2 separate regions of the Homo sapiens genome follow, and region 2 is linked to region 1. Evidence: chromatin contacts called from ENCODE Hi-C or POLR2A ChIA-PET data. All regions are on one chromosome and are shown on one strand. Each heading gives the region's core, a stretch centred on a gene start or an enhancer-like site at or near the end of the contact. The rest is flanking DNA. Distances are from core to core; before and after follow the strand shown. Region 1 has its middle 37 kb from the start of LINC01773. Region 2 has its middle 50 kb from the start of LINC01773.

Region 1 (6,496 bases), core at 2,682-5,181:
AGAGCGAAGACTTGTCTAGAGGTTCTAACAAAGCTTAAAACACGTTCTGGAAGGATAAAGTTGATAGAGTATATTTATCAAGGTTCTCCACAGAAACAAAAGCAATAGAATAGAATAGATAGATAGATAGACAGACAGACAGACAGACAGACAGATAGATACACAGACAGACAGACAGACAGACAGTTATAAATGTAGAAGAGAGGATTTATTACGGGAACTGGTTCATGCAATTATAGAGGCTGAGAAGTTCCATGATACACCATCTGCAAGCTGGAGAAAAACAAAAGCCAGTAGTTTAACTCTCAGTCTCAGTTTGAAGGCCTAAGAAACTATGAGGCTGCTAGTGTAAGTCCCAGAGTCTGATGGCCAGGGAACCTGGAGTTCTGATGTCTGAGGGCAGAAGATGGATATTCCAGCTCCAAAAGAGAGAGTAAATTTTCCCTTTCTCCACCTTTTTCTTCTAGGTTGGCCCTCAATGGATTGGATGACGCCTGCCCACACTGGTGAGGGCAGATCTTCTTTGCTTGGTCTACTCTTTCAAACACCGATCTCTTCCAAAAACGTCCTCACAGGCACAACCAAAAATATTGTTTTACCAGCTATCGTAATATCCTTTAACCTAGTCATGTTGACACATAAAATTAATTATCACAGCAAGTAACTTAAACACACAGACAGAGAGAGAGAGAGAGAATCAGAAATACATATGAAGATAACAAAATCCAAACAGTCAGACAATGTTCAGCACCCAATCCAAAATTACTAGATAGTCTAAAAAACTAAAATATGCAATTAGGAGAAAAATCAGTCAATGGAAACAGAATAAGACATGACAGAGATGATAGAACTAGCAGACAGAAAAGATGTTACAACAACTGTTATACTATGTAAACTACTTAGAACAAAAGTACATAATAAAAAGATACAGAGAAAAATAAAAAGTCTAGACATGAAAAATATAACTCTGTAATGAAAACTTTACTGAATGAGGTTAATATCAACAGATAATAGACACTGCAGATGAAATAAAATAATCAGTAGTCTTTCATATAACAATAGAATAAAGCAAAAGAGAAGAAACAAACAAACAAAAAAAACCCCAAAGCTTCTGTGATCTATGGAACATTATAAAGTATTTAAAAGGTACGAATTATGTCCTGGGGGTAAGAGGGGGAAAATATTTGATGAAATAGTGGCCAAAACATCTTCACATTTGCTAAAAACTATAAAGCCAAATTCCAAGAAGCTCAATGTAAACTTAATGAAGAATGAACACCCCCCCCGCCCCCCCGCCAGCAACAGACATACACACAGAGTGAAGTGGAAGGTGAAATAATATTGAGAGAAACAGTGATAATCATACAATCTTAAAAATAGAGAAAAAAGAAACATTACATAGAAATACAAAGATATGAAGCTAAAGACTTCTTGTGAGACGTTATCAAAGTCAGGAGGAAATGGAGTGGCATATTAAAAGTACTAAGAATGCTGTCAGCCTATAATTTTACACTCAATGAAAATATCCATACAAAGGGGGGGTGGGTAAAAGAGATTTTGCAGAAATCAAAAACTGAGGGTGTCATCAGCAGACATGAACTATAAGAAATGTAAAATGAAGCTCAACAGCAGAAATAAAATGATACCAAATGGAGACATGTATCTCAAAAAATAACAAGATTGCAAAAAATTGTAAATATGTGGGCAAACATAGCAGATTTTTTTGTGTGTTTTAAAATTCTTTAAAATATACTTGTTTAATTTGGAAGCAATGGTAACATATTGTGGGGTTTATAGTATGCTGTTTAGGGACCTTATAATAAATATGAAGAGCAGGGTAACCCATTTTATTCCCGTGTGCCTGTGACTTTCCTGGTTTGGTCACTAAAAGTCCTAAAAACTGGGAACTCCCTACTTCTACCCACAGACCTTGGCAAACAGGAATGGTTAGTCATCCAAGGTGGAAAAGCAGCTGTAATACATTAAAAGTGCATTTTGTAAGCCCTAGAAAAACCACTGAAAAACAAAACAAAAAAAAGTATAGCTCATAAGTAAATAGTAGAGATAAAATGGAATACTAAAAATACTCAGTTAATCCAAAAGTAGGCAGGAAAAGAGTAAAAAAGGAACAAAAAGGAGATGACACAAATAGAAAAAAAAGCAAGTTGAAAATTTAAACTGACAAATATCAATAATTATATTAAATTTAAATGGCCTGAACACTTCAATTAAAAGACAGAAATTGTCAGAATAGATCATCAAAGACCTAATTTCATGTTGTTAACAAGAAACTCATTTAAAATATAAAACACAAATAGGTTAAAAGTAAAAAGATGAAAAAGTTATACCATGAAAACCCAGAGCATTACAAAAAGTTGGAGTGGATGTAATTAATATCAGATAAAACAGATTTCAGAACATGGCATATTACCTAGAATTTCATGATCTTAAAGGGATCAAACCACTAAGGAGACAAACAATCCTAAATATGTATGCATTTGATAATAGGGCTTCAGGAATATGAAGCAAAATCTGAATAAACTGAAAGAATAAATATTAATAGAGCAAATCGACAGATAGTAAGAGTATAGATGCCTGGACAATACTAAACAACTTGATATAATTGACATTTATAGAACTCTGCAACCAGCATCAGCAATATACACATTTTTTTCAGGACTGTTTGAAACATTCAGCTAGACCATATTCTAAATCAAAAAGTAATTTTCAATAAGTTTAGAAATATAATTAAAATAATACAGTATATGCTACCTAATGATAAAGAAATTAAATTAGAAAGTAATAATAGAAAAATACCTGAAAATCTTCAGTATGTGGAAATAAAGCATGCTTTTAAATACCCACGGGAACAAAGAAGAAATTACAGGAAAATTATAAAATATTTTGAAAAAAAAGAAAACTAAAAACGCAACATATTAAAATCATGGGTTGCAGCTAAAGGCTGGAGAAAATTTTATAGCTTTAATGGTTATATTGAAACAGACAAAGATTCTAAAACCAATAATCTAAACTCCCACATTAAGAAATGAAAAATAGGAACAAATTAAACTCAAAATAAGCAGAAGAAAGGAAATAATAAAGGTGAGAAGAAAGTAATGAAATAGAAAAAGAATAGAGGGAGCCTATGAAACCGAATCTTGCTCCTTTGAAGAAAAACAGAACAAAATTGATAAACTTCTGGCTAGGCTGGTCAAGATTGAAAGAAGAGATAAATTGCTAACATTCAGGATGAAACAGAGGAGCTCACTATGTATCCTATAGAGATTATAGTAATAATATGATAATATCACAAAAACTTCCCTTCTAACAAGTACAACAATTGAAATGGACAAATTCTTTGAAAGACACAAGTTACTAAAACAGACTCAACTATTTTAACGCAATCGGTATCTACAACAATTACCATGAAACCATTTTGACAAGGTCACTGATGACTGCCCTGCTACTGAATACAATAATCTTTCAGTACCGATTTTTCTATTTGATGGTATTGAGCACTTCCTGAAATTTTTCTTTCTCTTTTTGGTGACATAATACTTTCTTTGATTTGTTCCTGTCTCTATGGTTATTCTTTATCATAATCTTCCATGGCTTAATTTTCCTTTGTCCACATGTTGGCTTTCTCTCAAAGTCTGTCCTGGACTCCACTCTCACTCAAAAACCTCTCTGGGTGATCTCATTTATTTTCAAGACTTTATTATCCTCTGTAGACTGATAAATCCCATATTTGTGACTCAATCAGGCAATTAAATATCTGCACCTGAGTGTATCACAGGCACCATGAACTCAACATTTCAAAATGGATTTCATTTGCTGTCCATATTGGAACTTTCATCTTTGCTTTTGCTTTCTCAATAAATGCCTGAGTCATTTCTGCAATTTCCTTATTTTCCCAAGCCAGGAAGTTTAGAGTCATCTTTCACTGCCTGTCTCTCTCAGTTTCATAATCCAGCTAGTCATCAAGTTGTGTAGACTCCACCTACCTACCTACTGTTTGCATTATTACTACTTAACTTTAGGTCGCTATTTCTTGCTTAGTATATCCCTCAAACTGTTCTCTCTTACTTCCTTTTTCCCCACTACTCTATTCCATTGTCTACATGTGCAAGAATTATCTTTCAGAAACAGGAACCTGATTATTCTCCTTCTTAAAGCCCTTGATCACTAACCTTTACAGTTAGAATAAGGATCAAACCCTATTGCAGTGTGCAATGTCTTTTGCAGTTTGATCCTTGCTTTTCTTTCACCTTATCTATCACCTCTTGCTCAGCCTTTACAATTTGCCCTTTAATTGTGATTACTTGCAGTTTTATTCATTTGTTCTCCCTATCCACTACCCTCAAGCTCTATACATTGGTGCTGTCTCAGACGAGAAAGCTTTCCCTCAACCCCTTTCCACATTACTTCTTGTCCTTCAGAACTAAGCCCAAGCATTACTTCCTCCAGAAATCTCATTGCATCTCACCAACCTGAGCTGTTATCTTTCCTAAGTATTCTTATACCCCCTACAAATAAAACTTACATAATACTTATTACACTTTGGAAAAATATTGAAAACAAACAATGATATTTGGAAAAGCAAAGTCATAACTCTACAGATTTATGAAATGGAGAGAAAAATGTAAAATAAAATGTTAACACAACATATAGAGCTTGGTTAAATGGAGAAAGACACTACAGATAAAAATAATTGTCGGCCGGGCGCGGTGGCTCACGCCTGTAATCCCAGCACTTTGGGAGGCCGAGGCGGGTGGATCATGAGGTCAGGAGATCGAGACCATCCTGGCTAACAAGGTGAAACCCCGTCTCTACTAAAAATACAAAAAATTAGCCGGGCGCGGTGGCGGGCGCCTGTAGTCCCAGCTACTCGGGAGGCTGAGGCAGGAGAATGGCGTGAACCCGGGAAGCGGAGCTTGCAGTGAGCCGAGATTGCGCCACTGCAGTCCGCAGTCCGGCCTGGGCGACAGAGCGAGACTCCGTCTCAAAAAAAATAAATAAATAAATAAAAAAATAAATAAATAAATAAATAAATAAATAATTGTCTATTTTAATACTAAAAAGGAAAGAAAGAAGGAAGGAAGAAAAAAGAATGAGAGAAATAGAGAAAGAGGAAAAGAAAGAAAGTAATGAAGGAAGGAAGAGATAGAGAAAGAAAGAAGAAAGAAAGAAAGAAAAGAAGGAGGGTGGGAGGAAGAGAGGAAGGAAGGAAGGAAGGAAAGAAGAAAAATAGGAAGAAGAGGGAAAAAAGGGCCTGAAAGATGTGTTTATAGTAGCACCACTGGGGGCAGTGGAATGAAATTGAGCAAAATGTAATGCAAGCTGGTTTTCCAGAAGAAAAATCTTAATAACCAGATCCATTGGTCTATGGATGGAGCCATTGGAGGAAAAGTGATAAGTTCCAACATTTGAGACATTTTATGCTGAAAATATCTAGTATCTGAAACAAACTGGGTGAAGGGAAAAATGTTCTGTTGGCCAAGGATTTCTGGGATCCTACAGATCTTTCCTCTAATTTTTGGATGCCACTAAATTTTGTGATTCATATCCAGAAAGCCCAGCTCTGATAGGCCAGAAATATTAGAACCAAATACAAATAGTTTGCCACACATCTTCTCCTTCCATAGGTTTAGAGCTTTGATTCTGTTTTGCTTCAGAAGCAGTTCAGGTCATAGTCAATGGACACAAAGAAGATGCATCTTCAAACCAGGATATGATTGGGAAGACTAAAGACTTGCAATTCTCCAGGTATGGTGCAAAGCACTTACTATGATTCAAAAGAAGCCTTGAAGACAAATTGAGCATTTGAGAACCACAGGGTGCAATTACTTTTACAAAAGATTTGTGTGATCAACAACCAGAAACTTTAAGAGTCTGTTATTTAAAAAATTAAATATTGAATTTACTTACTTTTTGCCTTACACAGGCAGCTGCTAGGAAGTATTTGATACTAAGTACTGGGAATTATGGCATGTGCCAAAAGGATTTTAGAATTGGGATCTAAGTTGTGATCTAATTAAACAATAAGACCTGACAAAACAGTCACTACTGGTCTGTTAATGACTTCCTGGGGCAGTTCAACTTCCCATGTCAAAGCAGAACAAGGGCAAGGTCATCTGTCTTTGGCTAAGGCTTTTTTTTCCCCTCTTAAAAATAATGCTTCTACTGTTCCCCCACCCCCATCGCTCTCTCCTTCTCTCTTCCTCTTCCATCCTCTCTCTTTCCCTTCATCCTTCTTTCTCTGTCTCTCTCTTTTTCTCCCTCTGTTTGTGACCAAAAAGTCTGATTCAGAAGTCTCAAAACAGCAAGACAAAAAAAAAAGTACTTAACAATCATCTAAAAATAAGCAAGAAAGAAATAGCACACCACAGCCCACAGCTCTACCAAATGGAGGCATAAAGTGAGGCAGAGAAGTCGGACAGCTTGAGAACACGCATGGCCACAATGAATGACACAAAGGAAAAGGCAAAGGCAGCAA
Region 2 (6,212 bases), core at 1,756-4,255, 86 kb after region 1:
TCCTACTTAAACGTCTTCATGTGGTTGTAGTAACATACCTTGATCTCCTCAGAAAACATCATGGTCTGAGGGTTTGAGCTGCAGCAATTTTGAAAATTGTCTCAGGCTTGGGAAACAGCCTCTCTGGATTTATGGTTAGTGGCAAACTGGCATCCTGCCCTGTTGTGAATTTTAAAAGAATGTTCTCTTTCTAGGATTTTTCCAATTTTCCTCAAACATGATAACGTTGTTTGGGGGATTCCTGACTCATAACCAAACCGTATGTCCTCTAATACAGTTACAACCTAAGTTAAATGAATATTTATTGGCCTGACATATACCCACTTAAAGTTGGGAAAACTGAGGACTGATATAAAAATTTTTATTCAAGTCATTGGCCAGAGTTAAAAAGGGGAGCTCATGGTTGTATTTTACACATTTTATCATAGTTGTTCGGTCCTTCTTGAATGAGAAACACCCTTCAGGAAGATGCAATTTACTATTTATGTCTTTTTGCTGAACTATACCTTGATCACACTGACTACTGAGTGGCCGTGGCCCCTCTCAGTTGTCTCTGCATCTTTGGGCCCCATGAGAGCTTGCTGATTTCTGATTTCGCTGCTATCTGCATGCCTAGATGGGCTATTTACCCATTCTCTGGGGTTTGAGGCAGTAGGCGTTAGCTTTGAGGTGAAGAGTTGTGAGGATAAACTTCCTTTAGGGAAGGACATGAAAATCATATTTAGGGGCAGTTCACAGGCTCTTTTTTGGTAGTCATAGCTCCCCCTGCTGCCCAGTTAGGGGCAAGAGAGGCCAAAGGAACTGAAGTGAGACAAAGTATAACCGACTTGGGTGGAGTCAAGTCAGCTCCAGGAGCCAGCAACTGAAGACAACTCACCTTAGCTCTAGAGCCTAGGACCCTAAGCATGCCCAGGAGAAGAGATGGCAAATGTGAGAAAAGGCAATGAATGATTTAGGAAGGCAGTGTTAGGTTTTTGAGGGTGGGGGAGTACAAAAAAGGAGGATTGACATTTTTAAATGGTATTACCAAACTGTTGGCTAAAATCAAATATACAAACAGAAGAAAATTTTGAATTCACACACAAATGTAACTAACCAGCAGGCTCTCCACTCCTCCATCATATGTCTTATCCTAGAATATCTCAGCTCTGTCAGCTCTTACTGGGGGCAAGTTACGTAAACTCTGCCTCGTTTTCCTGGTCTGTAAATGGGATTTAGTATAATGATTTAAAGAAAAAAAATGTATATATTTCTCACAAAGCCATGTATTTGTATAGAAGAAGCCAACACATGTTGGCTGTTTTTTTTCTCCTTGTGCTATTTTTATTTAAGCTATTGGTCCTCAAACATGGTTGTACACTGGAATCACATGGAGAATCTTTTAAAAATACTCATTCCTGGGTCCCATTCCGAAGGATTCTGATTTAATTGATATATGGGGTGTGGCCTGGGTATGGAGAGTTTTCAAATCTCCCAAGGAATCATAATATGTAGCAAAGTTAAAGGGCCATTGCTCTAGGGCTCCTCATCATCCTTCTTCAGAGACCAGTGTTTCACAAGGGGTTGAGGTGTGCCAGGTGGAGTGAAGTGACCTTTTGCAGTGTCAGATTTGTGGAGGGACACAAGGAAACACTAACTCTTTACTGAAATGTGGTCTTGGGCCCAGCAGCATCTGAATCACTGGTGAGCAATTTAATTTTAGACTCTCAGATCCCACTCCAGACCTGCTGGATCATAGTCTTCATTTCAACAAGGTCCCTAAGTGATCTGCACACAGATTCAGGTTTGGGAAGTCCTGCTGTAGCTCACACGTTCTCTCTCTCTCTCTCTTTCTCTCTCTCTCCTTTCTTGCTTTGGCTTCTTTATTCACCATAGAGAATAGTGTTGAGTATTTCTGATGAGGAAATATCCTTGCAAAAAAGGCTCTGGGTCTTTATTTCTCTTCAGATTCCAATTTCCTTAATTTTTTTTTTTTTTTTTTTTTAGCTGCCAAACATAGTTTGAGTTTCTAATACCTGTCTCAACTTACAAGCACCCACTTCAAGTCTGCTGATAGATGTACACTGGGCCTCTTATGTAGCGTCTAAAAATATTCTTTCTAGGGCCGGTGCAAATGCCTTGATGGGGCCAGCTTTGGCCTATTGATGAGACAGGGTCGACGTTTGATAGAGGATCTTTGGTACATCACAGCGGTGAGACCAAATTTAGAGAATGATTATCATTTACTAAAAGTTCAGAAAGGGAATAAAATCTTCCATCAGAACCTACTTATTAAGGTTACCTTAACAATAAACCATAAAATGAATGGAATGTTGGCCTTGTGGACCGGTTCCTAAAAAAGACAATGCAAATATTTTAAACTAAAATGTAAGGAGATGGGACAGGGCTTTGGAAAAGTGGGAGTGGGGTAGAGTGATTTAGTAAAGAGAATAAATCTCAACAGGAATTTTGTTTCTATAACATTAGCATAATTCTGTGACATTAGTACTTCTTCCTCACTCCCTCACCCATCTCATTTCAAAAAGGGAAATATTTAAACATGAGTTTTAAAAGATTCATTTTGAGATGGAAATAATACAAGAATAACTATTGCTGTCTTCACTTTTTCTCTCTTATTTTCTTTCCGGAGACACGATGTCCCATTTATGATGCTTTTATGTCTATAAACGATTTGGGGAAAGCACTGAAACCAAATCTGTAAACGTGCAAGCCTTCTGCATTGGTGGGGAGGGGATAGGGTGAGGGGGAGACACAAATTGCAAAGAGCAGAATAATCAGATACAGAGGGACTTTGATCTTCTGGAGACCTAAGCTAATAGATGTTAAGTGCAGTTCAGTGGAAGTAATAACCCATGAAGAAAACAAAATCTGCAAAATGACAAAATGCTGCAGTCCACTGATCAAGGAAGACATTGGAAAATTACTATGAAAGCATCCTTAGCCCAGCAGATCCAAGGTGAAAAAAGGGCTGCGTCTGCCAACCAGCAGCCAGACATTCCAGGCAGACTTAGCCGTCTCCCATTTTGTGGCCAGATTAACACTCTGTGTAACCTGAATGCCTTCTCACTGAAAAGGCATGAACTGGCACCACTGCAGCCCTGGGCTTCATCTCTCCCAGTGACGCCATAGTGAATCACTGTGAGGCTAGCTACAGACTCGGTGGGGGCATTCCAGGGGCCGTTATTACCGTTAATCAATTAGGAAGAGTTAAGAATTTCTGAATATATGCCAAATGCAGTGCTGGTCATTTTTTTGACATCAGTAGGACATACTTGAGATAAATTTGACATCTGTCAATAAATTAGTATTTCACCAAGCAAACTACTTAGAAAAAAATTGGAAATTTACGGACATTGAAATGCACTTTAGAAATCCAGAAACTTTATAAAGGAGAACTCCTTAATACTAGTCTATTTAAGTTATATTTTATTATGAGTATTTATTTATTGAGCAATGACTACATCACATATGTTGTATACAAGATAGGGCAGAATTAATTTAACTGTATAGAACAAACTAAATTTGTATTATCCAAAGAAAATCTACAACTTGAAGTAATTACTTTTGTTGGAGACAGATTCTTTATTGTGAAAATAATTAAACAAACAAACAAACACCATCAGAGAATGTGAGTTAACAGTCAGGAAACTGGGAGAAATGGAGAATGCATTTTAAAAGTCCCACCTTCCCACATTTCATGTAATGGCTAATTAAACATATGGAATACATTATCTGAACCACAAATTAATGTGTTTGGATAGGGTAGGAGCAAACAAATGAAAATGAAGGAAAGCTATGCAATTGGAATCCAGGCATGATGTGGACAAGCTCTGCTGGGCACCAGCATTTGGTTCATGTTTGAAAAAATTACATTAGAACACTTAAAAGCAACATCTTGCTTAGAGGATTCTCCTTTTCAAGAGAAAAATTGAAGTTGGCAAAGCTCGGATAACAATATATACTAGTATTATTGATGGCCAAAAATAAGAGGAAAGGAAATTACACCACTGATTTATTCCAATACATTTAAACTTTCTGGACAGTTTCCACATGTTAAAAAGGACATTGGTGAGCATCTACAGGTATCTTATTAAGCATTGTGCTGCCTCTCAATATAGTTATTTACAGAAAGACTGGCCTTTAAAAATATATTTTGCCTATGGGGAAAATTGAGACTGGACCTACATGATGCCAATGGTACTTATAGAAAATTAAAACTCCTCAATTGTTGGAAAAGATATTTTATATCATACATGTATGTATTTTCGAAACAAGTTGCTTCCTTGTCTTAGAGTCTTGTGGGTACAGGCTTGGCTCCCACTGTAGACTAACCAGGTGATGAAAATGAGAACTCCCAACTCTGAGTTACCCGTCCATTACTCAGCCTGCTAGGCCACGCTGCCTCTCCCCAGCAACTCTCCCTATCTATTATATACATATATACAATTTAGACTGAGCATGCTGGGTGGCTTAACTAATGATTGCAGACCACTTTGGAAATAGAAAATACCCTGTGTGCACAGAACTAGTAATGATTAGATAACAGACTGTCCTAAATTTTACATTTAATTCAAACAAACCTTTTCTTGATGAAAGTTTTGCTATTAAACAAAAGACTTTTTTTATACTAGAGGTTTTCACGGTATTTTCATTTGAGTTGAATTTCTGTTCTTCAGACCCATATTTCTGCCAATTTCTATCTCTTGTGCTTTCTCTGGCACAACTGAAAGAACAAAGTTAATAACAGAGAAAGGACAAGCTTTAAAAAGTGCTGCATTTATCGTCGGTTGTAATTCTGCTATTAAATGGTCTTGGCATTTGGGAAATTCTTCTCAATCTTGCTTTTTTTCTTAGAGGTAAAAAATGGAAAACATGGAATTTATACTAAAAATAATCCTCTATCTTCTGCGTTCTCAGTCTTTACCTCTTTGCATTCAGTGTGTGACCTCCTACCTCTATAAGATAGTGTGCAAGATGAGTACCAAGCCTTTGCTTCCCCTTAACTTTTCTAGAAGTAACACACATGCACGTCCTCACACACACACACATACACTCACAATTTGTGTAGAATTATTTTTCACTCTGATTTCTGCCTGTGGAACAGATTGAAGATTTTACCATCCAAAACCCACAAAGAGAAAACTCCTACTGTGGTCTTCAGAATTTCCATTCAGCTGATTTGCCTGCCAAGTCCAGTGACCAGTACCGCCGCTCCTGATGGTGGGGAGCATATGGTACTGCTGTGAATAGTTTTGCTCTCACTGCTGTGAAATCCCACGCCTTCCTACAGAATGTGTTTGGAGGAGCAAATGGTAAGTGTCGCTATTCAGCATAGCTCTGTCTCTGCCTATGGAACCCAGTCTTTTAAACAACAAAATGAAGATAACTGCAAGTCTTCACAGGCCCTGGTTTAGTGTTAGGCTTCAGGGTTAATGGTCACCTGTTAACTGTTTCTTCTTCCCAGGAGAGAGGATTATCTTTTACACATCCTGGATTTACCAGGATGCATAATGGTAAACCAACCATCCATCATTTTTGTTTGTTTGTTTCAATCCTCCTCTTCCTCTTTCTTCTCCTCCTTCTAAAAAAATCATCTTAAAGTGGGACACAATTTCTAAGTTAAATTGGGGCTCTGAAAAGAGCACTAGACTTGGAGTTAGGAAGTCTGGAATATCAAACACTAACTAGCCTTGTAACCTTGGGCAAATTTATTCTGTGCCTCTTCTGTGAAACAGATGGTGCAGGCCCTGAACGTCCCTTCCAGTTCCAAGATTATATGTGTTTGTGTAGTCCAACTCCACCCCACTCCCAACCTCATCTCCCAGAAAGTCTTTCTCTACCATTCAAAATAAATTGTTATTTTTCATTTTATAATGCAGCTTTCAAGAACTTATGGGGTGGCTTGCTTCTGGGTTTGTTCATCTCCACTGTCAAGTGGTTCTTCTGTATGTTTAGCAAAACCCTGTCCCACTGTGGTGTAAGGCTGTTTTTTTTTTTCCTCCTCTGGTTTTTGTGAAAACAGAGAACAATCCTTTGGAATTTGCTTATAGTAATAGTTTTTCTTGTTTGTACTGTTACTTAAGTTGCTCTTTTATGTTGTGGCCCTTAAATGTGTCTTCTAATATTCTTATTGTCTCTTCTCCCCTGTTTTGCCAACGCATACATGTGCTGGCTGAGAGGCTAGGGTGGGGCCATTTGGGGGCCTAAGTTTG

The links. Hi-C counts contacts between places; a loop is a spot of excess contacts on that map. ChIA-PET counts read pairs that join two places held with the same protein, here RNA polymerase II (POLR2A).
Region 2: a map of mammary epithelial cell shows a loop between it and region 1 (3-fold over the local background). The contact joins two enhancer-like sites. A Hi-C loop is called at or near these places in 1 of 168 maps with a recorded cell type or tissue (mammary epithelial cell) and 1 of 37 single-sample maps with no recorded cell type. POLR2A ChIA-PET finds 5 or more read pairs at or near these places in 1 of 52 experiments (MCF 10A).

What each region holds. Positions count from the first base shown.
Region 1 is chr1:87,865,885-87,872,380 of GRCh38, forward strand. No RefSeq gene overlaps it. Among named protein-coding and RNA genes, the nearest start is that of LINC01773, 37 kb to the right of the region's middle. Within about 2 kb of position 3,932, at least 4 of the 41 ENCODE cell types and tissues checked have a DNase peak (open chromatin) inside an H3K27ac peak, as active enhancers do.
Region 2 is chr1:87,953,171-87,959,382 of GRCh38, forward strand. No RefSeq gene overlaps it. Among named protein-coding and RNA genes, the nearest start is that of LINC01773, 50 kb to the left of the region's middle. Within about 2 kb of position 3,006, at least 2 of the 41 ENCODE cell types and tissues checked have a DNase peak (open chromatin) inside an H3K27ac peak, as active enhancers do.